Linked DNA regions of Homo sapiens: region 1 is linked to region 2. The links are chromatin loops, found by intact Hi-C in ENCODE. Cell type or tissue: heart left ventricle. All regions are shown on one strand. Each heading gives the region's core, and the rest is flanking DNA. Links, peaks and the distances in the headings are about the cores only.

Region 1 (15,303 bases), core at 3,293-11,292, 95 kb before region 2:
GCCCGCCTCGGCCTCCCAAAGTGCTCGGATGACAGGCGTGAGCCACCACGCCCGGCTAAGTTTGTATTTTCAGTAGAGATGGGGTTTCTCCATGTTGGCCAGGATGTTCTCGAGCTCCTGACCTCATGATCCACCCGCCTCGGCCTCCCGAAGCGCTGGGATGACAGGCGTGAGCCACCGTGCCCGGCCTCTGGTTTGCAATTGTGACCGAGCTGGTAAGAGGTGGGGGCCAAGGGTTCTCAATCTGTTTTTTAAATTTTTGTGTTTTGTTTTGTTTTGTTTTCGAGACAAGATCTTGCTCTGTCGCCCAGGCTGGAGTGCGGTGGTGAGATCACAGCTCGCTACAGCCTCCAACTCCTGGGCTAAAGCGATCCTCCCACCTCAGCCTCTTCAGGAGCCGGGGCGACAGGCACCCGTGTCACTACGCCCAGCTGATCTGTCTTTTATGATTTTTAAAGACACGGTCTCGTTACGTTACCCAGGCTGGGGGACTCAAACTCGTGGCCTCCAGCGACCCTCGTGCCTCGGCCTCCCGTAGTGCTGGGACTGCAGGTGTGAGCCACCACGCCTGGCCCAAAACAAAATTTACAGAGCAGGACAAGCGCGGTGGCTCACGCCTGTCATCCCAGCACTTTGGGAGGCGGAGGCGGGCGGATCACTGGAGGTCAGGAGCTTGAGACCGGCCTGGCCGATGTGGTGAAACCTCATGTCTACCTAAAAAAACACAAAAATTAGCCGGGCATGGTGGCGGGCGTCTGTCGTCCCAGCTACTCAGGAGGCTGAGGCAGGAGAATCGCTTGAACCTGGGAGGCGGAGGTTGCAGTGAGCCGAGATCACACCACTGCACTCCAGCCTGGGCCACAGAGTGAGACTACATCTCAAAAAGAAAAGGAAAAAGAAAGAAGGAAGGAAGGAAAGGAAGGGAAGGAAAGGAAAGGAGGGAGGGAAGGGAGGTAAGGGAGGGAGGGAAGGGAGGGAAGGAAGGAAGGAAGGGAAGGAAGGAAGGGAAGGAAGGAAGGGAAGGAAGGAAGGGAAGGAAGGAAGGGAAGGAAGGAAGGGAAGGAAGGAAGAGGGGCCGGGCGCGGTGGCTCCCACCCATAATCCCAGCACTCTGGGAGGCCGAGGCGGGCGGATCACCTGGGGTCAGGAGCTTGAGACCAGCCTGGCCAACACGGTGAAACCCCGTCTCTAGTAAATATACAAAAATTAGCCGGGCGTGGTGGCAGGCGCCTGTCGTCTCAGCTATTGGGAGGCTGAGGCAGGAGGATCGCTTGAACCCGGGAGGCGGAGGTTGCAGTGAGCTGAGATCGCACCATTGCACTCCAGCCTCGGCGACACAGAGAGACTCATCTCAAAAAATAAAAATAAAAGTTCCATGGGGAAATGAGCCAGAATATGTGTATCCCCAGCTGTTCTCTAAAGACTGAGGGTATTTGTGCTGTTAGGCGTCTCAAAGTTTTCTCGAATTAATTTATTTTTTTCCTTTATCATCTTCCAGAACTTTCTGCCAGCAGCCTGCGTGCATTTCTTTTGCAAGCAGAAGGCAGCCCTTTTTTTTTTAATGTTAGAATCAAAGAGCCGGTTTCTTTCTGTCTTTGTCAGGAGGATGCGGTACGGTGACCGGGCCCCAGGGCTGCACCGACCGCGTTTTGTGGGGACAGACGTGGGCAGAGTGGCTGAGATAGGAGGGGAACAGGTGCCCTCGGGCTGGGGCAGGGAGAGGGCACTGCCACGCATCGCCCTGATCATTCTATTCTGTCGCAGAGCCGTGGGCAGGACCCCCTCGGGCAGGTGAGAGCCCCAGGTGAGCCCCCCCCGCCTCACCTGGCATGCAGGCCGGGGAGGTGACCCCACCCGCAGGTCACAGACACGGGTGTTCTTACGGGAAGCCCGGAGCGTCCTGCGTGGCGAGGTGCCCGGGGAGGCGGCGGTGGGGGGTGGATCGGCAGAAACAAGTTGTGTTCTGAGGCGCAGCGCCTGTGATGTGGGAGCCGGGCGCCCGGGGTTTGCAGACGTTTCTCGGTAATGTTTGTGCAGAAGCAAAGATCGAGCTCCTGGCTGGAGACCGTGAGGCCACTATAGAGAGACCACGGATGCTGGCTGCCGGGAAGGTGGCAATTAGCAGGATTTATGGTGTTTGCACGGCTCCCTGCGGTGGGGCATCCTCTTGGAGGCGGCCCTGGGGAGCAGCGTGGGGTCCAGACGGTGTCTCCGGCCCGGCTTCAGAACAAGCCACGCGGCGTCCGGGAGGACCCGTTGTCAGAGGCGAATGAACCGCAGTGACTCCCTCTTGACTGACGGCTGATTCCTCGCCTGCAGACGTTTACGGTCAAGGGAACGAATGCGGCTCACGCCTGGAATCCCAGCGCTCTGGGAGGCCGAGGCGGGCGGATCACGAGGTCAGGAGTTCGAGACCAGCCTGGCCAACACGGTGAAACCCCGTCTCTACTAAAAACACAAAAATTAGCCGGGCGTGGTGGCGGGTGCCTGTAATCGCAGCTGCTCAGGAGGCTGAGGCGGGAGAATCACTTGAACCCGGGAGGTGGAGGTTGCGGTGAGCAGAGATGGCACCACTGCACTCCAGCCTGGGGACAGAGTGAGACTCCATCTCAGAAAAAAAAAAAAAAAGGAAGAAATTGATAATGTTTACTGGCACGGTGGCTCACGCCTGTAATCCCAGCACGTTGGAAGGCTGAGGTGGGTGGATCACATGAGGTTGGCAGTTCGAGGCCAGCCTGACCAACATGGAGAAACCCCGTCTCTACTAAAAAAAATACAAAATTAGCCGGGCGTGGTGGCGGGCGCCTGTCATCCCAGCTACTCGGGAGGCTGAGGCAGGAGAATTCCTTGAACCCGGGAGGCGGAGGTTGAGGTGAGCTGAGATCGCACCACTGCACTCCAGCCTGGGCAACAAGAGCGAAACTCCATCTCAAAAAAAAAAAAAAAGTATTTACTAAACAGCCCCAGACTTGGGAGTGTCCAGGTATCTTAATATCTGGAGAACAAAGGCATTTTCCTAAGTTTGCTCTAAACATAATACCAATTCTCGGCCGGGCGCGGTGTTTCACGCCTGTCATCCCAGCACTTTGGGAGGCCGAGGCGGGCGGATCAGGTAGTCAGGGGTTCGAGACCAGCCTGGCCAATATGGTAAAACCCGTGTCTATTAAAAGTACAACGATTAGCCGGGTGTGGCGGGTGCCTGTAGTCCCAGCTACTCAGGAGGCTGAGGCAGGAGAATGGCTTGAACCCGGGAGGTGGAGGTTGCAGTGAGCCGAGATCGCGCCACCGCACTCCAGCCTGGGCGACAGAGCGAGACTCCATCTCAAAAAATAATAACTATAATACTGATTCTTGCAAAATATAGTAATTAAGAAAATTAATCCTTTATCACGAACCTTTGTAGCAGAGCACGTGTACCCGTATAGACAATTCTTTCTTTCTTTTTTTTTTTTTTTTGAGACAGAGTCTCGCTCTGTCGCCCAGGCTGGAGTGCAGTGGCGCGATCTCAGCTCACTGCAACCTCCGCCTCCCGGGTTCACGCCATCCTCCTGCCTCGGTCTCCCGAGTAGCTGGGACTACAGGTGCCCACCACCACGTCCGGCTAATTTTTTGTATTTTTAGTAGAGATGGAGTTTCATCGTGCTGGCCAGGCTGGTCTCGATCTCCTGACCTCGTGATCCACCCGCCCTGGCCTCCCAAACTGCTGGGATGACAGGCGTGAAACACCGCGCCCGGCCCCATTTTACTTTCTAAATAAACTTGCTTTTATTTTGCACTGCAAACTTGCCGTGAATTCTTTCTTGCACGAGATCCAGGTACCCTCTCTTGGGGTCTCAATCCGGAGACCCCAAGATGGCGTTGGCTGCCCGGTGGTCCGGGACTCAGGGGTCCACACGGGCTCTTCTGTGGCAAAAGGGGGATACCGAAGGGACGTCCTCCCTGTCAGCCTCCTGGACAGCTCAGCGTGGGCACCCGGGGAGCCCAGAGCCGCAGCCCCACACCCACCTCCCCGCCCACCAGCTCCCTACATGCTCAGAAGCAGGAGGACGTGAGTTTGAATTTGGCGACGTATCACCCTCTTGTTCTCCAAACCCAACATCAGGGCTGGGAGCCGTACTGCACACCTGTAATCCCAGCACTTTGGGAGGCCGAGATGGGAGGATCGCTGGAGCCCAGAGTTTCAGAGCAGCGTGGGCAACATAGGGAGGCCCTATCTCTACAGAAAATACAAAATGAGGCTGGCACGGTGGTGCATGCCTGTGGTCCCAGCTACTCGGGAGGCTGAGGCAGGAGGATCGCTTGAGCCCAAGGATTGGAGGCTGCAGTGAGCCAAGATCATGCCACTGCACCCCAGCCTGGGCTACATAGGGAGACCCTATCTCTACAGAAAATACGAAATGAGGCTGGCACAGTGGTGCATGCCTGTGGTCCCAGCTACTCGGGAGGCTGAGGCAGGAGGATCGCTTGAGCCCAAGGATTGGAGGCTGCAGTGAGCCAAGATCATGCCACTGCACCCCAGCCTGGGCTACATAGGGAGACCCTATCTCTACAGAAAATACAAAATGAGGCTGGCACAGTGGTGCATGCCTGTGGTCCCAGCTACTCGGGAGGCTGAGGCAGGAGGATCGCTTGAGCCCAAGGATTGGAGGCTGCAGTGAGCCAAGATCATGCCACTGCACCCCAGCCTGGGCAACAGACCAAGACCCTGCCTCGAAAAAAAAGAAAAGAAAAACCACATCCTTGAAGGTGCCAGGAGGGACGTTTATTTGGACCTCACGGAACGCTCTCTCGTCTTGGGGATCTGGGGGTGGGGGGATGGCTTCAGCGTTCACCTCCGTGCCAGACGCAGCCCCGGGCACACGGTGAACAGTTCCTAGTGGGCTGGTGATGAAGGCCTTTCGCCAGGTCCCGTTAGGTCCTCTGAGAAGTCTCCAGGGCCCCAGGGGCAGGAACAGGCTTGAAGTATTTGTGGGCTTATAAAGGTTTCCACCTGCCCGTAAAACGACGTTTACGAGAGCCCACCTCCACCTAGCAGTCACGGCCGCCTCCCCTCCTCACCCCTCCGGCGGCTCCAAATCCCTGGATTATGGAAAACGGTGTGCGTGATCTGGACTCGGAGATCTGTTAGAAATACACACATTTGGGAAGAGAGGTCAGAAAGGCAGATTTAAGAATAAAGACCTTCCCTGGGGTGGGCAGGGGTGGGGGCAGTGTAAATGAAAGGCGGGATTTGGGCGGGCAGATACATCAAGCCCAGGTGTTCAAGATCACCATGGGCAACAGAGCAAGAGTCTGTCCCTACAAAAAAATTTAAAAATTAGCTGGGAGTGGTGGCACCTGTCTGTAGTCCCAGCTCCTCAGGAAGCTGAGGCAGGAGGATCACCTGAGCCCAGGAGGTGGACGCTGCAGTGAGCTGAGATTGCACCACTGCACTCCAGCCTGGGCCACAGAGCAAGAGCCTGTCCCTACAACAAAATTAAATATTGGCCAGGTGTGATGGTGTATGTCTGTAGTCCCAGCTCCTCAGGAGGCTGAGGTGGGAGGATCACCTGAGCCCAGGAGGTGGAGGCTGCAGTGAGCGGAGATTGCACCAGTGCACTCCAGCCTGGGCCACAGAGCAAGACCCTGTCTCTACAAAAAAAATTAAATATTGGCCAGGTGTGATGGTGTATGTCTGCAGTCCCAGCTCCTCAAGAGGCTGAGGCAGGAGAATCGCTTGAACCAGGAGGCGGAGGTTGCAGTGATCCGAGATCACACCACTGCACTCCAGCCTGGGTGACAGAGCGAGACTCCGTCTCAAAAACAAACAAACGAAAAATGGCTCACACGGTGAATTTTATGTTCTGTACGTCTTACGTGCCACGGTAAACAAACAGGAAAACAAGACTCAGAAAGCATTCATCAGCCACCACGTGAAAACCACCCCTTGATCCATTTTTATAATTAATTTCAGACAGTCAGGTATTTGGTTTAAGAGCTGTGGGAGTCCACGCTACCTGGGGTGCTCGGACGCTTAATTGCAAAATAATTAGAGAAAATTGGTGACTGCTTTCATCTCTGTTTCATCTTTCAGGGTGAAAAGTGAAAATCTAGACGCTTCCGGTTCTATTCTAATGATGTTTCATACGCGGCCGCCAAGGCACAAAGCAAGCTGACCGTTTTGTACCATTTGGACTTGACTTTTTTCTAAATGTCATAAGGGAAACTTAATTCCTTTTAATTAAATGTCTTTAAAAGCCCGTCCCTTTAGTCTTTGAGCTCCTCTTCTCGGTCTCCTCCCGCGCTGTGGAGGGTACTTCCATTTTCAATAAATCCCTTCATTCCTTCCTTGCAAAAAATAAAAATAAAATAGGGCCAGGTGAGGTGGCTCACACCTGTCATCCCAGCACTCTGGGAGGCAGAGGAGGGTGGATCACCTGAGGTCAGGAGTTCGAGACCAGCCTGACCAACATGGTGAAACCCCGTCTCTACTAAAAACACAAAATTAGCCGAGCGTGGTGGTGCACGCCTGTAATCTCAGCACTTTGGGAGACTGAGGCAGGAGAATCACTTGAACCCGGGAGGCGGAGGTTGCAGTGAGCCGAGATCCCGCCACCGCACTCCAGCCTGGGCAACAAGAGTGAAACTCCGCCTCAAAAATATTAATAATAAAATAAATAAAAAATAGGCCGGGCGCGGTGGCTCACGCCTGTAGTCCCAGCACTTTGGGAGGCCGAGGCTGGCGGATCACCTGAGGTCAGGAGTTCAAGAACAGCCTGGCCGACACGGCGAGACCCCATCTCCACTAAAAATACAAAAATTAGCTGGGCGTGGTGTGGGCACCTGTCATCCCAGCTACTCGGGAGGCTGAGGCAGGAGAATCCGTTGAACCCGGGAGGCGGAGGTTGCAGTGAGCCGAGATCACACCATTGCACTCCAGCCTGGGTAACAAGAGCAAAACTCCATCTCAAAAATGATAATAATAATAATAAAATAAAAAATAAAAGGTGCCATTTCCCCTGCTCCTTTTATTTTTGACATGCTTTTCAGCATGACTGTGTACAGCAGTCGGCCCCTGCCCTGGAGTCCAGCTGCACCTGCTCCTGCCCCAGCCCCGGCTGACCGAGGTCTGTTTACGTCTCCCCAGTATCACCCAGCAACGGGGACCTAAACACAGCTGAGCAGCAAAGACAAGGGCCCCCGGGTGGTAAAGACGCAGGTCCTCTTTCCGCAGATGGCCCTGAAAAAGACCCTATGCCCCAAGGACCCGGGGTCGGGGGAGGTTTCTCCTCTGCTCTGCACCCCACATCCCGAGCTCTCGGGCAGCTCCGAGCTCAGCCGTGGGTCCTGGAGGAAGGAGGGAGACGCTGTGTTACGGTTCCCCGCGGGTGGGAACCAGTGCCCTTCTAATTCGGAAGGTGGCACATTCCCCAGGCCTGAAGTCATGCTGGCCTGGAGGGGGGCTGCCATCCTGTCCGGGGGGCCTGGCTCGTCTTGGAAGGGCAGGCATTGTGGAGGCTGGGACTCCCGGCTTCTCCCCAGCTTCCTTCCTCCCTGACCAGCCCATCGGAAAAGCAATTCCTCCTGTAGACCTCAGAGCTCCAGCGTCTCCGGCATCCACCCACCCCGGGCCTTTGCAAGCCACCCTGACCGCCGATGCCAAGCGGGATGTCTAAATCGGGCGCGTGCATTCCTGCCACTAAGCGTGGCCCTCGGTTAATCCCTGGCAGGGGGTGACTGTCTTGGCCGTGGAATGTGTGGACGGAATGTTGGGGCCGGGTGAGCTGTTGAAAGCTCGTCCCCGGCGCCCACCCGGACTCCGCAGCTCCATGGACACTATTTCCAGGATGGGGGAGCGGACAGGGCCCCTTTCAACCTTCGGAATTCCTGGCGGGGCCTCCCAGCTGTGCTCGCCATGCTTATTTAAATCTCGCTGATTTAAAAGAAAATCCTTTTCCATCTTCTTCTGGGTGGCTTGAGGCTGTGCCTAGGGGGGTCCATGGTCACCGGCTGTATTTTCACAAACCATTGATTTTTTTTTTTCTTTTTGAGACAGACTTTCGCTGTCACCCACGATCTCAGCTCACTGCAACGTCCGCCTCCCAGGTTCAAGCAATTCTCCTGCCTTACTCTCCCGAGTAGCTGGGATAACAGGCACACACCATCACACCTGGCTAATTTTTTTTTTTGTATTTTTTTTTTTAGTAGAGATGAGGTTTTGCCATACTGGCAAGGCTGGTCTTGAACTCCTGGGCTCAAGCAATCCACCGGCCTCGGCCTCCCAAAGTGCTGGGATTACAGGCAAGACCCACTGCACCTGGCCTCTACAAACAATTTAAAAATAAAATCAGCCGAGCATGGTGGCTCACGCTCGTAGTCCCAACCACTCAGGAGGCCGATATGAGAGCATCGCTTGAGGCCAGGAGTTTGAAACCAGCCTGGACAATATTGCAAGACCCCCATCTCTCAAAAAACAAATTTAAAATTGGCCAGGCATGGTGGCGCACACCTGTAGTCCCAGCTACTCGGGAGGCTGATGCAGGAGGATTGGTGGAGCCCAGAGGGTTGAGGCTGCAAGGAGCTGAGATCCCAACACTGCACTCCAGCCTGGGCAACAGAGCAAGACCTCAGCTGAAAAAATAAAGACAAGTTTGATACCGACAGTGACAGCTGTGCTCAAATTTGTGGGTTCCTAGCCCTGGAGCAGGGTTTCAATTTTTTTCTTTGAGACAGTCTCAAAAAACCAAAGAAACAAAAAACCTCTGAGATGGTTATATTTCAATTTCTCTGAGATACAGGGTGTATTACCTTGGAACACTATTGTTGCCAACTTGATCTCCCACCTACGGTGAACAAAACTTTGCGTTTGAATCCAAAAACAGGCTAGGCAAGTATATTGAGACATTCATAAAAGCTCTTTGAATCGGCAATGGGAGTCATTGCAACTTTATTTATTTACTTTTTTTTTGGAGACGAGGTTTTGGTCTGTTGCCCAGGCTGGAGTGCAGTGGTGCGATCACAGCTAACTGCAGCCTCGACCTCCTAGGCTCAGGCAATCCTCCTGCCTCAGCCTCCTGAGTAGCTGGGACTATAGGTGTGCACCGCCACAGCTGGCTAATTTTTAAGTTTGTTTTTTTTTTTTGAGACGGAGTCTCGCTCTGTCGCCCAGCCTGGAGTGCAGTGGTGCCATCTCAGCTCACTGCAAGCTCGGCCTCCCGGGTTCACCCCATTCTCCTGCCTCAGCCTCCTGAGTAGCTGGGACTATAGGTGTGCACCACCACAGCTGGCTAATTTTTAAGTTTTTTTTTGTTTGTTTGCTTGTTTCTTTGTTTTGAGATGGAGTCTCGCTCTGTCGCCCAGGCTGGAGTGCAGTGGCGCGATCTCGGTTCACTGCAAGCTCCGCTTCCCGGGTTCACGCCATTCTCCTGCCTCAGCCTCCCGAGTAGCTGGGACTACAGGCGCCGCCACCACGCCCGGCTAATTTTTTTTGTATTTTTAGTAGAGACGGGGTTTCACCGTGTTAGCCAGGATGGTCTTGATCTCCTGACCTCGTGATCCACCCGCCTCGGCCTCCCAAAGTGCTGGGATTACAGGTGTGAGCCACCGCGCCCGGCCCCAAATTATTTATTTATTTATTTATTTATTTATTTATTTATTTATTTAGACACAGTCTCACTCTGCCACCGAGGCTGGAGTGCAATGGTGTGATCTCGGCTCACTGCAACCTCCGCCTCCCGGGTTCAAGCAATTCTCCTGCCTCAGCCTTCCGAGTAGCTGCAATTACAGGTGCCCACCACCGTGACCAGGTGATTTTTGTATTTTTAGTAGAGATGGGGTTTCACCATGTTGGCCAGGCTGGTCTCAAACTCCTGACCTCAGGTGATCCGCCCACCTCGGCCTCTCAAAGCGCTGGGATGACAGGTGTGAGCCAACATGCCCGGCCTAAAAGTAGCCACTTTTAACACTATAACTAAAGCAAGCTGCTTTGGGGCAGACATCAACAACATTCTTTTTTTTTTTTTTTGAGTCGGAGTTTCAGTCTTTGTCACCCAGGCTGGAGTGAAATGTCGCGATCTCAGCTCATTGCCACCTCGGCCTCTTGGGTTCAAGCAATTCTCCTGCCTCAGACTCCTGAGTAGCTGGGATTACAGGCACATGCCACCATGCCCAGGTGATTTTTGTATTTTTAGTAGAGACAGGGTTTCGACACGTTAGCCAGGCTGGTCTCGAACTCCTGACCTCGGGTGATCCGCCCGCCTCAGCCTCCCAAAGTGCTGGGATTACAGGCGCATGCCACCATGCCTAGGTGATTTTTGTATTTTTAGTAGAGACAGGGTTTCGCCATGTTGGCCAGGCTGGTCTCGAACTCCTGACCTCAGGGGATGCACCCGCCTCAGCCTCCCAAAGTGCTGGGATTACAGGCGTGAGCCACCGTGCCCAGCCTAAAAGTAGCTGCTTTTACCACTATGAGTAAAGCAGTTGGGCAAGTGTGGTCAGCAGATTCCCAGACATAAAATCCAGGACCCAGGCTCTTTTCCACAGCTCACCGTGGAGCCCATCGCAATGCCTGGGATCCACCTGGCCACCAGGTCCTTGCACCCCACAGTCACGACAGCTGCCCTGGGTCCCCGGGGTCATGGAATTCTCCAGATCTGCCAGTCCGCCTGAATTGGAGTAGCTCTTCCCAGAAAACCTCTGCAAACCCCAGCCGAGGCTCAACAGCCCGGCTGCCACGGGTGCCGAGAACCAGGCGTGCCCACGGAGGTGAGAGCAGGTAGGAGACAGAGCTGATGCTTGGATAGGACCCACACGTTCCTCCCACCGAGAGGTCCGAAGGCAGCCAGGCGCGGTGGCTCCCGCCTGTCATCCCAGCACTTTGGGAGGCCGAGGCGTGTGGATCACCTGAGGTCAAGAGTTCAAGACCAGCCTGGCCAACATGGAGAAACCCCATTTCTACTAAAAATACAAAATTACCCAGGTGTGGTGGCGGGCACCTGTAATCCCGGCTACTCAGGAGGCTGAGGCAGGAGAATCGTTTGAACCCGGGAGGCGGAGGTTTCAGTGAGCCGAGATCACACCACTGCACTCCAGCCTGGGTGACAGAGCAAGACTCCATCTCAAAAAAAAAAAAAAGCCTGAAGGCTCCCACTGAGTGTCCTGCTTTCAAGTTAGCTGCACCCCAGCCTGCTGCGGTGGCTCACGCCTGTCATCCCAGCACTATGGGAGGCGAAGGCGGGTGGATCACTTGAGGTCAGGAGTTTGAGACCAGACTGGCCAACATGGTGAAACCCCATCTCTACTAAAAATACAAAAATTAGCCCGGGCATGGTGGCAGGTGACTGTCATCCCAGCTACTCAGGAGGCTGAGGCAGGAGAATCGCTTGAACCTGGAAGCCGGAGGTTGCAGTGAGCCGAGATCGTGCCACTGCACTCCAGCCTGGGCGACAGAGCGAGACTCTGCCTCAAAAAAAAATAAAATAAAGTAAAACAAAAATAAAATAAAATGTATTCTGATGTCTGGACACCATGGTTCATACCCATAATCCCAGCAGTTTTGGAGGCTGGGACAGGAGGATCACTTGAGGCCAGGAGTTCAAAACCAGCCTGGGCATATAGGGAGAACCTCTCTCTACAAAAAAACAAACCAAAAAAACTTAACTGGGGATGGTGTTGTGCACCTACAGTCCAAGTGTACTAGTCTGTTCTCAGGCTGCTAATAAAGGCATAACGAAGATGGGGTAATTTATAAAGGAAAGAGGTTTAATGGACTCACATTTCCGCATGGCTGGGGAGGCCTCACAATCATGGCGGAAGACGAAGAAGGAGCAAAGTCACATCTTACATGGCGGCAGGCAAAAAAAGGGCGTATAGAGGGGTGCTCCCATTTATAAAACCATCAGATCTTGGCCGGGCACGGTGGCTCACGCCTGTCATCCCAGCACTTTGGGAGGCTGAGGAGGGTAGATCACCTGAGGTGAGGAGTTTGAGATCAACGTGGCCAACATGGTGAAACCTCGTTTCTATTAAAAATACAAAAAATTAGCCAGGTGTGGTGGCGGGTGCTTGTAATCCCAGCTACTTGGGAGGCAGAGGTTGCAGTGAGCCGAGATCATGATATTGCACTCCAGCCTGGGTGACAAGAGCGAGACTCTGTCTCAAAAAAAAAAAAAAAAAAAAAAATCAGATCTCATGAGACCTATTCACTACCACGAGAACAGTCTGGGGGAAACTGACCCTATGATTCAATTCTCTCCACCTGGCCCTGCCCTTGACACGTGGGGATGATAACCGTTCAAGGTAAACCTTGGGAGGGGACATAGCCAAACCATGTCACCCAGCTACTCAGGAAAAACCGCGTCACCCAGCTACTCGGGAGAAACCGCATCACCCAGCTACTCTGGAGAAACCGCGTCACCCAGCTACTCGGGAGAAGCCGCGTCACCCAGCTACTCGGGAGAAGCCGCGTCACCCAGCTACTCGGGAGAAACGGCGTCACCAGCTACTCCGGAGAAACGGCGTCACCAGCTACTCGGGAGAAACGGCGTCACCCAGCTACTCGGGAGAAACGGCGTCACCAGCTACTCTGGAGAAACGGCGTCACCAGCTACTCGGGAGAAACGGCGTCACCAGCTACTCGGGAGAAACGGCGTCACCAGCTACTCGGGAGAAACGGCGTCACCAGCTACTCGGGAGAAACGGCGTCATTCAGCTACTCGGGAGAAACGGCGTCACTCAGCTACTCTGGAGAAACGGCGTCACTCAGCTACTCGGGAGAAACGGCGTCACCAGCTACTCGGGAGAAACGGCGTCACCAGCTACTCCGGAGAAACAACATCACCCAGCTACTCGGGAGAAACGGCGTCACCAGCTACTCTGGAGAAACAGCGTCACCAGCTACTCTGGAGAAACGGCGTCACCAGCTACTCGGGAGAAACGGCGTCACCAGCTACTCGGGAGAAACGGCGTCACCAGCTACTCGGGAGAAACGGCGTCACCAGCTACTCGGGAGAAACGGCGTCACCAGCTACTCTGGAGAAACGGCGTCACTCAGCTACTCTGGAGAAACGGCGTCACCAGCTACTCGGGAGAAACGGCGTCACCAGCTACTCGGGAGAAACGGCGTCACCAGCTACTCGGGAGAAACGGCGTCACCAGCTACTCGGGAGAAACGGCGTCACCAGCTACTCGGGAGAAACGGCGTCACCAGCTACTCGGGAGAAACGGCGTCACCAGCTACTCTGGAGAAACGGCTTCACCCAGCTACTCGGGAGAAACGGCGTCACCAGCTACTCTGGAGAAACAGCGTCACCAGCTACTCGGGAGAAACGGCGTCACCAGCTACTCGGGAGAAACGGCGTCACCAGCTACTCGGGAGAAACGGCGTCACTCAGCTACTCGGGAGAAACAGCGTCACCAGCTACTCTGGAGAAACAGCGTCACCAGCTACTCGGGAGAAACGGCGTCACCAGCTACTCGGGAGAAACGGCGTCACCCAGCTACTCGGGAGAAACGGCGTCACCAGCTACTCGGGAGAAACGGCGTCACCAGCTACTCGGGAGAAACGGCGTCACTCAGCTACTCAGGAGAAATGGCGTCACCAGCTACTCGGGAGAAACGGCGTCACTCAGCTACTCGGGAGAAACGGCGTCACTCAGCTACTCGGGAGAAACGGCGTCACCCAGCTACTCGGGAGAAACAGCATCACCAGCTACTCGGGAGAAACAGCATCACCAGCTACTCGGGAGAAACGGCGTCACCAGCTACTCGGGAGAAACGGCGTCACTCAGCTACTCGGGAGAAACAGCGTCACCAGCTACTCGGGAGAAACGGCGTCACCAGCTACTCGGGAGAAACGGCGTCACTCAGCTACTCTGGAGAAACGGCGTCACCAGCTACTCGGGAGAAACGGCGTCACCAGCTACTCGGGAGAAACGGCGTCACCAGCTACTCGGGAGAAACGGCGTCACCAGCTACTCGGGAGAAACGGCGTCACCAGCTACTCTGGAGAAACGGCTTCACCCAGCTACTCGGGAGAAACAGCGTCACCAGCTACTCTGGAGAAACAGCGTCACCAGCTACTCTGGAGAAACAGCATCACCCAGCTACTCGGGAGAAACGGCATCACCAGCTACTCTGGAGAAACGGCATCACCAGCTACTCCGGAGAAACAGCGTCACCAGCTACTCCGGAGAAACAACATCACCCAGCTACTCGGGAGAAACAGCGTCACCCAGCTACTCGGGAGAAACGGCGTCACCCAGCTACTCGGGAGAAACGGCGTCACCAGCTACTCCGGAGAAACAACATCACCCAGCTACTCGGGAGAAACAGCGTCACCCAGCTACTCGGGAGAAACAGCGTCACCCAGCTACTCGGGAGAAACGGCGTCACCCAGCTACTCGGGAGAAACAGCATCCTCCAGCTACTCTGGAGAAGCCACGTCACCCAGAAACTCTGGAGAAGCCGCCTCACCCAGATACTCGGGAGAAACCGCGTCACCCAGCTACTCTGGAGAAACAGCGTCACCCAGCTACTCGGGAGAAACAGCATCCTCCAGCTACTCTGGAGAAGCCGCGTCACCCAGAAACTCTGGAGAAGCCGCGTCACCCAGATACTCGGGAGGAACCGCGTCACCCAGCTACTCTGGAGAAACAGCGTCACCCAGCTACTCGGGAGAAGCCACGTTGCCCGGCTACTTGGGGAGCTGAGGAGGGAGGATCCCTTGAGCCTGAGAGTCCAAGGCTACAGGAGCGAGACCCTGTCTCAAAAAAAAAAAAAAAAACAAATATAAGTAAAGCAATAAAATAGACTGTGGTGATGGTGGCACAAGTCTCTGCATACAGAAAGCCACGGGTTGGAAGAGTTTAAACGGACACATTGTCAGCTGTGTAAATTCTCTCTCTATACAGCTCTTTTCTGGAAAACCAGTGAATGTGACGCACCGTATTCATGGCTAAGGGGCCAAACTCACATGACCATTTGCAGAAATGCAGGAAAAGCATTTGAGCAAAGGCAGTGCCTTTTCGCGATAAAAATTCAGTCAACCCAGAAGGGGACAGAAAGTTCCTCAAGCCGCTGAAGATCCAGAAGACGGCCCTGGCCGGTGGGCCGCGATGAAGGTCGCTCTGGGCGCCGTCGGGTAAAGCGTGAGACGCACTCCCTGTCAGAATACAGTCCAGGAAGGAAGGGCTTCTCCGAGGCGTCAAAAGTCATGCGTTGCCCCGGCCTGGGTTAGGAACCATCAGTCTTGTCATCCCAGAGACTCTCCCAGCACCCGGGGAATAAATGAGACATTGGAACGGGCTGCAATCCCGCCCCGGCAGA
Region 2 (11,245 bases), core at 3,246-11,245:
CCCAACCAACTCACATTAAACCCTTCTCTCAAGGGCTATGGATAAACAGTTTGAATTTTAAGAACACAAGCTGCCATGAGACATTTTAAATGTTTTTGTCAGCAAAGGGCAGAAAGTTATAAAACTCAATGACAGGAAATTGCAAACATATAAGATTATAGTAGGTAAAATATCAACCCAATCTTTTTTTTTTTTTTTTGAGACAGAGTCTGGCTCTGTCACCCAGGCTGGAGTGCAGTGCTGCAATCTCAGCTCACTGCAAGCTCCGCCTCCTGGGTTCACGCCATTCTCCCGCCTCAGCCTCCTGAGCAGCTGGGACTACAGGCACCTTCCACCACACCCAGCTAATTTTTTGTATTTTTAGTAGAGACGGGGTTTCACCGAATTAGCCAGGATGGTCTCGATCTCCTGACCTCGTGATCCACCCACCTCAGCCTCCCAAAGTGCTGGGATGACAGGCGTGAGCCACCGTGCCCGGTTTTTTTTTTTTTTTAAACACTTGTGAAGGTGCACAGGTAAATGATCAGATTTTTTTTTTTTTAAGATGGAGCCTCGCCCTGTCACCCAGGCTGGAGTACAGCAGCATGGTCTCAGCTCACTGCAACCTCTGCCTCCCGGGTTCAAGCAATTCTCCCACCTCAGCCTCCAGAGCAGCTGGGATTACAGGCACCTGCCACAACGCCCCGCTAATTTTTTGTATTTTTAGTAGAGACAGGTTCTCACTATGTTGGCCAGGTTGGTCTCGAACTCCTGACCTCAGGTGATCCACCTACCTCGGCCTCCCAAAGTGCTGGGATGACAGGCATGAGCCACCGTGCCCAGCGTAGATTTATTGGATTCTAAAATGCACAATTCTCTGTGTCTGGGTGTTTCTGAAACCAAGGTCATCTCACCATCCACAGGAATCTTTAATAGCTTTTTCCCCCCAACAGTTATTACCATCCATGGTATATGAAAGTCAAGAAAACAGGAAACTCTCAAAACCAAGTTCCGAAAGCCCTGGTGCTTCTGCTAAGCTGGCTGCGGCCTCCTGTGTGTTTCGAATACCAGCCACACTGTGGCAGCCGCATCTCACCAGGCAGGCCTCCATAACGGCTTCAGTACCGACTGAGTGGCAAAGTTACATATAAAAACCTGAAAGAGGCCGGGCGCGGTGGCTCACGCCTGTCATCCCAGCACTTTGGGAGGCCGAGGTGGGCGGATCACCTGAGGTCGGGAGTTCAAGACCAGCCTGACCAACATGGAGAAACCCCGTCTCTACTAAAAATACAGAATTTAGCCAGGCATGGTGGCAGCTGCCTGTAATCCCAGCTACTCGGGAGGCTGAGGCAGGAGAATCACTTGAACCCGGGAACCCGGGAGGCAGAGGTTTCCGTGAGCTGAGATCATACCACTACAGTCCAGCCTGGGTGACAGAGCGAGACTCTGTTTCAAAAAAAAAAAAAAGAAAAGAAAAAAAAATTGTTACAGAGAAGAGGGTCTCGCTATGCTGGCCAGGCTGGTCTCGAACCCCTGAGCTGAGGCAACCCTCCTGCGCTGGTATCCCACAGTGCTGGGATGACAGGCCTGAGCCACCGCCCCCGGCCATCTATGGCTTTTTATCTCCAACGTGAGGCAAGGAAGAGGCACAGCTCAGGAGCGAGCTGAGTCGACGGCAGATGGCGCCCAGGTCCCGAGCCAGCTGTGTCTGCAATGCGGCCACCTGCACGTCCCCTCTCATCCCAGAGCTCACCCTCCGGAGCCATCATCCCCCCAACACGCAGGGCTCACCCTCCAAAGGGCCCCTGGCGGGGTCAGGGCCTGCGTGGTGGTCCGTGGACTCGCTTACCGACCCTCCTTCTGCGCGGCCTCCTGAAGCCCTTGGATGGCTTGGAGGGCACGGGGACCAGGTACTAAAGGATAATCATGGCTACACACACGTCCCTGAGCTCACCACCTGAGGACGCCCTCATTCCGTCTCTATGAACAGGGCAGACGGAACCCAGGAGCCCAGGAGATTGATGGTTACACACACACACACACACACACACAACGTCCCTGAGCTCACCACCTGGGGACGCCCTCATTCCATCCCTATGAACAGGGCAGACGGAACCCAGGAGCCCAGGAGATTGATGGTTACACACACACACACACACACACACGTCCCTGAGCTCACCACCTGGGGACGCCCTCATTCTGTCTCTATGAACAGGGCAGACGGAACCCAGGAGCCCAGGAGATTGACGGCTACACACACACACACACACACACACACACACACACACACACACAACGTCCCTGAGCTCACCACCTGGGGACGCCCTCATTCTGTCTCTATGAACAGGGCAGACGGAACCCAGGAGCCCAGGAGATTGACGGCTACACACACACACACACACACACACACACACACACACACACACACGTCCCTGAGCTCACCACCTGGGGACGCCCTCATTCCGTCTCTCAGTCTATTAACAGGGAATACTGAGCCTGGGAGACTGTCGGCTACACACACACACCCAAGCTCACCACCTGGGGACACCCAATGCTCCTCCCCCAGCACCTTCGAAGCTCTCATTCCGTCTCTCAGTCTATTAACAGGGAAGACGGAGCCCGGGAGAGGCCTCGTCCCGCGCTGCCCCGGCGAATCTGGGTCCCGATTCTGAGTTCAGTGGTGTTAGAAATAATAGGGTATGTGCCCCCTTCAGGGTGAATATAGCTAACCCCATTTACCCAGGCTGTGCACGTCACAATTCCACTCGTGGTGTAGCTGGGACCACAGGCACCCACACACCACACCCGGCTAATTTTTAAATTTTTTTTTTGTAGATATGGGTTCTTACCATGTTGCCCATGCTGGTGTCAAACTCCTGGGCTCAAGCGATCCTCCCACCTCAGCCTCCCGAGTAGCTGGGACCACAGAAGGTCCATCCCACACCCCCACCCCACCGTCAAGCTCTCGCTTTAGGGCCCAGGCTGGAGTGCAGTGGTACAATCTCAGCTCCCAGGCTGGAGTGCAGTGGTACAATCTCAGCTCACTGCAACCTCCACCTCCCAGGTTCAAGCAATTCTCCTACCTCAGCCTCTGGAGTAGCTGGGACTACAGGTGTGTGCCACCACGCCCGGCTAATTTTTGCACATTTAGTAGAGTCAGTGTTTCTCCATGTTGGCCAGGCTGGTCTCAAATGCCTGACCTCAGGTGATCCACCCACCTCGGCCTCCCAAAGTGCTGGAATGACAGGCGTGAGCCACCGTGCCTGATCTCAGACACCTTTTGGTGCTTCTTGTTTGAGATGGGGTCTCACTCTGTCACCCAGGCTGGAGCACAGTGCTGCAATCTAAGCTCACTGCAGCCTCCACCTCCTGGGCTCAGGTGATCCTCCCACCTCAGCGTCCCGAGCAGCTGGGACCACAGGCACCCACCACCACACCAGGCTAATTTTTCTTTCTTTCTTTCTTTTTTTTTTTTTTTGTAGATAATAGGGTCTTACCATATTGCCCATGCTGGCGTCAAACTCCTGGGCTCAAGCAATCCTCCCACCTCAGCGTCCCGAGCAGCTGGGACCACAGGCACCCACCACCACACCAGGCTAATTTTTCTTTCTTTTTTTTTTTTTTTTTTTTTTTTTGTAGATAATAGGGTCTTACCATATTGCCCATGCTGGCGTCAAACTCCTGGGCTCAAGCAATCCTCCCACCTCAGCGTCCCGAGCAGCTGGGACCACAGGCACCCACCACCACGCCCGGCTTTTCTTTTTTTTTTTTTTTTTTGTAGATAATGGGGTCTTACCATATTGCCCATGCTGGTGTCAAACTCCTGGGCTCAAGCAATCCTCCCACCTCAGCGTCCCGAGCAGCTGGGACCACAGGCACCCACCACCACACCAGGCTAATTTTTCTTTCTTTTTTTTTTTTTTTTTTTTTTGTAGATAATAGGGTCTTACCATATTGCCCATGCTGGCGTCAAACTCCTGGGCTCAAGCAATCCTCCCACCTCAGCGTCCCGAGCAGCTGGGACCACAGGCACCCACCACCACACCAGGCTAATTTTTCTTTCTTTTTTTTTTTTTTTTTTTTTGTAGATAATAGGGTCTTACCATATTGCCCATGCTGGTGTCAAACTCCTGGGCTCAAGCAATCCTCCCACCTCAGCGTCCCGAGCAGCTGGGACCACAGGCACCCACCACCACGCCCGGCTTTTCTTTTTTTTTTTTTTTTGTAGATAATGGGGTCTTACCATATTGCCCATGCTGGTGTCAAACTCCTGGGCTCAAGCAATCCTCCCACCTCAGCGTCCCGAGCAGCTGGGACCACAGGCACCCACCACCACGCCCGGCTTTTCTTTTTTTTTTTTTTTTGTAGATAATGGGGTCTTACCATATTGCCCATGCTGGTGTCAAACTCCTGGGCTCAAGCAATCCTCCCACCTCAGCGTCCCGAGCAGCTGGGACCACAGGCACCCACCACCACGCCCGGCTTTTCTTTTTTTTTTTTTTTTTTGTAGATAATGGGGTCTTACCATATTGCCCATGCTGGTGTCAAACTCCTGGGCTCAAGCAATCCTCCCACCTCAGCGTCCCGAGCAGCTGGGACCACAGGCACCCACCACCACGCCCGGCTAATTTTTCTTTTCTTTTTTTTTTTTTTTTTTTGTAGATAATGGGGTCTTACCATATTGCCCATGCTGGTGTCAAACTCCTGGGCTCAAGCAATCCTCCCACCTCAGCGTCCCGAGTAGCTGGGACCACAGGCACCCACCACCATGCCACACTAAAATTTTTTTTTTGGGGGGGAGGGTAGAGAAGGGGTCTTACCATGTTGCCCAGGCTGGTGTCAAACTCCTGGGCTCAAGCGATCCTCCCACCTCAGCCTCCCGACATGTAAACGGTGGCTACATTTCCGCACAATCCCCGCGGTCTCCCTCATTCTGTTTTACAACTACTCCCACATAAAGTAACGTAGAAAGACGAGCCCCGTTATTCCCTTAGAAGGTAGACTGGAGCTTGCAGGAAGCTGTAGGATAAACATTCAGAGGCCAACTGAGATAAAACGAAACACCCAGGTGATTTTAAGCTAATCAAGAGCCCCTTTCACGTGGGTGATTTTAAACTAATCAAGAGCCTCTTTCACGCAGGTGATTTTAAACTAATCACGTTCTCCCTTCACAGAACTAAAAAGGGAGGTTAATTTACACAAACGCGCAGGCTACAGCCACCCGTCCTGCCTAGGGACTTCGGGCCAAAAATGCCACCTGTCACACCTCCAATCCAGGCGCTGCAGGGCTGTTAGGAGGGGAATTAGCAGCTGGGATACCCCGATCCTACAAGGAGGGGGGTTAGCAACCCCTCCTGAAATACCAAAAAGGCCTCGGCTTCCTGCAGACGCTTAAGGAACATGCCAATCACAACCGATTTCCTGAAAAACGCAAGAAATCCTGGTGAGGGCTGGGGTTGCAGGACGCTCTGCACACCACGGGTAACAGTTTTGGGGTAGCTTCTCTGAGACCGGCTGCCTCTTACTGTCCCCTGGACCAGGGGGGCGCCGCTCTCATCCTCCTGGCATCTCCCAGGCCCCTGCCCCACTCAGAGCTCCACCGCAGGGGCTCCCGAGGCTGGACTCAGACCCGCTGGATCCCATCCAGGCCCCCAAGGCAGCAGTGGAGACCCTCAAGGCTGGACTCCAGCCCCTAATGTAGACTCAGGGACCCCTGGGATGGATGGGTTCGAACCCCCAAAGCTGACTTCAGGACCCTCAGAGCTGGACTCCACCCTCCAAGGCAGCATTCGGGACCCTCACGGCTGGACTCGAGGCCCACGGCAGACATGAAGACCCCTGGGAGGCGTCCGGGACCCCCAGGACTGAATTTGAGGCCCCCAGGCAGACGTGGGGGCCCCTGGGCGGTGGTCAGGACGCCTGGGGCTGGACCCAACCCCCAAGGCAGACGAGGAGAACCCCCGGGCGGCATCCGGGCCCCCCAGGGCTGGACTCAAGCCCCCAAGGCTAGACGTGGGGACCCACCTGGGCGGCGACCGGGACCCCCAGAGCAGGTCTCAAGCCCCAAAGGCAGACGTGGGGGCTCCTCGGCGACGTCCAGGACCCCCAGGGCTGGACTCAAGCCCCCAAGGCTAGACACGGTGACTCCGGGGTGGCGTCCGAGACTCCCACGGGGGAACTCCAGTCTCCAAGGTAGACGTGAGGACCCCCGGGCGGCATCGGGGACCCCCAGGGCGGGACTCGAGCCCCCAAGGCAGACGCGGGGATGCCGAGGCGGCGTCCAGGACCCCCAGGGCGGGACTCGGGCCCCCAAGGCAGACGCGGGGACGCCGAGGCGGCGTCCAGGACCCCCATGGCTGGACTCGAGCCCCCAAAGCAGACATGGGGACCCCCTGGGTGGCGTCCGGGACCCTGAGAGCTGGACTCGAGCCCCCAGGGCAGACGTGGGGACTCCGGGGCAGCTTCCGGGGCCCCCACGGCGGCTCTCCAGGTTCCAGGGCAGACGTGGAGACCCCTGGGCGACGTCACGGACGCCCAGGGCGGGACTCGAGCCCCCAAGGCAGACGTAGGGACCCCTGGGCGCCGTTCTCGATCCCCGGGGCTGGAGTCAAGCCCCCGAGGCGGCGTTCCGGACTCTCGCAATCAGACTTGGACTCCACCCAGCGCGGAACGGGGTAGGACGGGAGCGAGGACGAGGTGAGTGAAGGCAGCGCTGCCGCCGCCGCCGCCGCCGCCGAGGCTCGGGGTCCTGGCGCCTACCGGGCCGGCGGCTGCACCGCGGGATGGGTCTGCCAGGAGCCGCCCACGCCGAACAAGAAGCGGCCCGGTCCCGCCTCCCCCGCCGGCAGCGCGTGCCAATCACCAGCACCTGATGCGGGGCGACCAATGAGGAGCACGCCCTGCCGGGGCGCGGCGCTAGGGAGCCCGCCCCGGCCGCACGCCAATCACCAGCACGTGACAAGGGATGACCAATGAGGATCACGCCCTATGCTGCGGAGAGGCGCTGGTGAGCACGCCCCAGCTGCACGCCAATCACTAGCACGTGACGCCGGATGACCAATGAGGAGCACGGCCTGTGCCGGGGAGAGGCGCTGGTGAGCCAGCCCCGGCCGCACGCCAATCACGAGCACGTGATGAGGAGCGGCCTGTGGGCAGCCCCCGCCCCAACGTTCAGCCTCCAGACGCGCCATGTGGGCCCTGCGGGCCGCCGTACGCCCGGGGCTGCGGCTCTCCCGCGTGGGCCGCGGCCGCTCGGCTCCGCGGGCAGCCGCGCCGTCCTGCCCCGCGCGCGCGCTAGCCGCTGTCGGCCGCAGGAGCCCCGGGAATCTGGAGGGGCCGTGGGGCGGAGGGCGGGGCCTGCGGGCGGACGGCGGCCGAAGCCGCACGGGAGACGACGAGGAGGAGCCGGAAGATGCGGACGAGAACGCCGAGGAGGAGCTGCTGCGGGGAGAGCCTCTGCTGCCGGCGGGGACCCAGCGCGTGTGTCTGGTTCACCCTGACGTCAAGTGGGGCCCGGGGAAGTCGCAGATGACTCGAGGTGACCGCGGCAGGGCTTTCGGGGGAGAAACAGGAGCTGGAGACCTGGGGGCGGGGCTCTGAGGGGAGGGGGCTCATAGGTGGAGATTCAGGGGCGGGGCTCTGAAGGGACGATCTCATAGGTGGAGATTCAGGGGCGGGGTTCTGTGGGGAGAATCTCATAGGTGGAGGCGCAAGGGCGGGGCTCTGCAGGAAGGATTTCATAGGTGGAGATTCAGGGGCGGGACTCGGGAGAATCATAGCTGGCGATGCAAGGGCGGGGCTCTGGGGAGGCTCATAGGTAGAGATTCAGGGACGGGGCTCTGACCTGAGAATCTCATAGGTGGAGACCCAGGGCGGGGCTTTGAGGGGAAGAGCTCAGGTGGCGACGTAGGGGCGGGGCTTCAGGGGGCCAGGCTCTAAGGAGAGGGTCTGATGGTTGGAGATGCCAGGGCGTGGCGCTGAGGGGCGGGGCTCTGAGGGGAAGAGCTTATGGATGGTGATGCGGGGGCGGGGCTCTGAAGGGAGGATCTCATAGGTGGAGGTGCATGGGTGGGGTTCGGGGGAGGAGCCCATGGGTGAAAGGGCGGGGCTTATGGGGAAGAGGGGAGGATATCATTGGTGGAGGTGCGTGGGCGGGGCTTCGGGGGAGGGGCCTATGGGGTAAAAGTGCGGGGGCGGAGCTTATGGGGTGGAGTCCGTGGGATGGGGTGGGGCCCGTGGGGTCCGTGGGGTGGGGTGGGGTGGGGTGGGGTGGGGTGGGGTTGGGTGGGCCGGGGCGGTTCTCGCCGATGGGACCTACGTTTCTCTTGCTCTGGGTTAGAGGTAGGCACGGTGTGTTTGAGGTCAGGGAAGGGAGGGCGTCCAGCGGACCAATCTGTGTCTAGTCCCACCCCCCACCCCCCAGGAGGAAATGCAAATGAATAAGTCGCTGCACGTGTCAGAGTCTCATAAAGGTTGATTTTTCCCTTGGAAGCTCCTGTAGTCGATGAGTGGTTTTTCTTTACGGGTGTTTTCCAAAATGGCTAATTCCTGGAACAGATGAAGCCCCGAACTGCTCAGAACAGCGCGCAGACCTCTTGCCTCTCTACTCCCCAAACCTGCCGGTGGTTCCTCAGTAATCCCCTGAGCACCCGCAGCTCCCGGGTTCCCTGCTGCGCCCGCCTGGAGCCCAAATTCCATGTAAGGCAGGGTCGCCCTCGTGTCCCGCTGTGGCTCCGGTGTCCTTCTCCCGTCAGATTCCTACTTAGAGGCCCTGGGGGGACGAAGTCATATCGGGGGACAAACGGCGGCTCAAGGTGCCTTCTCCGGGGAGATTGTCTCAAGGGCAGGAGGAGGCCTCCCCGGGCAGGTGTGGACGGGGGCCCCGGGCAGAAGCGTCTCTCACGGTGGCCCTTGTGTCCCCGCAGCCGAGTGGCAGGTGGCGGAGGCCACAGCGCTGGTGCACACGCTGGACGGCTGGTCCGTGGTGCAGACAATGGTCGTGTCCACCAAAACGCCGGACAGGAAGCTCATCTTTGGCAAAGGGAACTTTGAGCACCTGACAGGTGGGTCCGTCCAGACCTGCTCCTTCCCCAAACCTCCTTTCCTGTCCGCCGCTACCGAAAACATCCAACCGAGACATGCTGAAGTACGGGGGTCTTGCGGGGCCAGAGGGGAAGCGGCCTCTCGGATTGCCCAGGTGAGCTGGGAGCACACGCCAGTAGGAGTCGGAGGACGGTGAGGCTTTATCTGTGTCGAGATTCACACCGGGCCCTGGAGAGACTTAAACTGGTAAAGATTAGGTCGGGGCAGTTTATAGAGTCCAACAAACAGGGTAGGCGGTGGACCGGCTGTAACCCCACCTGCCCCTGCAGGCCCCAGCCAAATCCTCCTCCTGGGTGACCCCCACCCCACCAGCAGTCTCTTAGGGTGGGGTCCAGCATGCGATCCTTGCGCTTCCCAGGTTTCTGACCATCCCGCTTCCAGTAGAGTTGGGAAGACGCTACTCACTTGCCCAGGTGGGGGTCGGCTGCCCTGGGTCACCTGCCCAGGTGGGGGTCAGCTTTCCTGCCTGACTCAGATGCATCTCACCCCTGCTGGGATGTGTTCACCCTGTGTGTGTGTGTGTGTGTGTGTGTCCCCAATGGGATGTGTCCACGGTGCATGTGTGTGTGTGTCTGTCCCTGTCGGGATGTATTTACTGTGTGTGTGTCTGTGTGTGTGTCTGCGTGTGTATGTGTTTGTGTCCCTGCTGGGATGTGTTTACTGTGTTTGTGTGTGTCTCTGTGTATGTGTCTGTGTGTGTGTCTGTCCCTGTCGGGATGTATTTACTGTGTGTGTGTGTGTGTGTGTCTGCGTGTGTATGTGTTTGTGTCCCTGCCGGGATGTGTTTACTGTGTTTGTGTGTGTCTCTGTGTATGTGTCTGTGTGTGTGTCTGTCCCTGTCGGGATGTATTTACTGTGTGTGTGTGTGTGTGTCTGCGTGTGTATGTGTTTGTGTCCCTGCCGGGATGTGTTTACTGTGTTTGTGTGTGTCTCTGTGTATGTGTCTGTGTGTGTGTCTGTCCCTGTCGGGATGTATTTACTGTGTGTGTGTGTGTGTGTCTGCATGTGTATGTGTTTGTGTCCCTGCCGGGATGTGTTTACTGTGTGTGTGTGTGTGTGTCTGCGTGTGTATGTGTTTGTGTCCCTGCTGGGATGTGTTTACTGTGTTTGTGTGTGTCTCTGTGTATGTGTCTGTGTGTGTGTCTGTCCCTGTCGGGATGTATTTACTGTGTGTGTGTGTGTGTGTGTATGTGTTTGTGTCCCTGCCGGGATGTGTTTACTGTGTTTGTGTGTGTCTCTGTGTGTCTGTCTGTGTGTCTGTGTCTGTCCCTGTCGGGATGTATTTACTGTGTGTGTGTGTGTGTGTGTGTGTGTGTGTGTCTGCGTGTGTATGTGTTTGTGTCCCTGCCGGGATGTGTTCACCGTATGCATGTCTATGTCTTTGAGACACACACTCCTAGAGACACACCCCCTCCCACGCTGACTTCCTGGATCCCGGGTCTCGTGCTCAGGAAGTCGGGGATGCCTGTGAAGTGAGCTCTCCGCGGTGCATCCCACAAAGGGTATGGTGGGCTCATCCCACAGTCCACGGGTGTGGACGGCCAGCCTCTGACGGGACCCCCTCTTTCTGTTAGAAAAGATCCGAGGGTCTCCAGACATCACGTGCGTCTTCCTGAACGTGGAGAGGATGGCTGCCCCGACCAAGGTACCACAGGATGTGGCTTGCTGTGTTTGTCCCCGCACTCCACGCGATGAAGGAGGGGACGCCACGGCGTCCGGCCAGGCGGGGGACAGATGGGGACAGATGGGGACACGGTGGGGTTAAGGCATTAGAGACGTCCTCCTTCCTCTCACATTGGCCACCAGGGCCCGGCCTTCCCCCGTGGCTTCTCAGTTGCTCTCTCCTTTTGCAGAAAGAACTGGAAGCCGCCTGGGGCGTGGAGGTGTTTGACCGCTTCACGGTCGTCCTGCACATCTTCCGCTGTAACGCCCGCACGAAGGAGGCCCGGCTTCAGGTGGCCCTGGCGGAGATGCCGCTGCACAGGTATCGTGGGGCCCCTGGGCCGCGCCGAGCGTCACGTCCACTCCCGGAACCCCTCCGTTCTGTAGTCACCTGTAGGGCGTTCTGGGGGTGCGTGAGGAAGAAAAGCACCATGGGGGCCGGGCGCGGTGGCTCACGCCTGTCATCCCAGCACTTTGGGAGGCCGAGGTGGGCGGATCACGA

What was found. A loop is a pair of places that touch in the nucleus more often than their neighbours do. Peaks named below come from ENCODE experiments on the same cell type or tissue, not always from the same donor. Only the 100,000 strongest peaks of a DNase experiment are listed, where the experiment ranks them.
Region 1: it touches region 2 in a loop (8-fold over the local background); 2 of 110 quality-filtered maps call a loop at or near these places.

Annotation. Positions count from the first base shown.
Region 1 is chrX:405,943-421,245 of GRCh38, reverse strand. No RefSeq gene overlaps it. Among named protein-coding and RNA genes, the nearest start is that of PPP2R3B, 27 kb to the right of the region's middle. In heart left ventricle, for the core only: a CTCF peak has its summit at 7,674; DNase peaks (open chromatin) are centred at 7,147 and 7,655; H3K4me3 peaks cover 1,032 bases; H3K27ac peaks cover 1,904 bases.
Region 2 is chrX:314,710-325,954 of GRCh38, reverse strand. It overlaps GTPBP6 (GTP binding protein 6 (putative)), which reads left to right and starts at 7,159. Exons shown (of 10, transcript NM_012227.4): 1 at 7,159-7,516; 2 at 8,904-9,041; 3 at 10,656-10,726; 4 at 10,935-11,065. The coding sequence starts at 7,168. LINC00685 (long intergenic non-protein coding RNA 685) reads right to left here and starts at 6,810. Exons shown (of 1, transcript NR_027232.1): 1 at 4,623-6,810. In heart left ventricle, for the core only: CTCF peaks have their summits at 6,833 and 7,034; DNase peaks (open chromatin) are centred at 5,634, 6,014, 6,964, 7,654 and 2 weaker places; H3K4me3 peaks cover 3,191 bases; H3K27ac peaks cover 1,152 bases.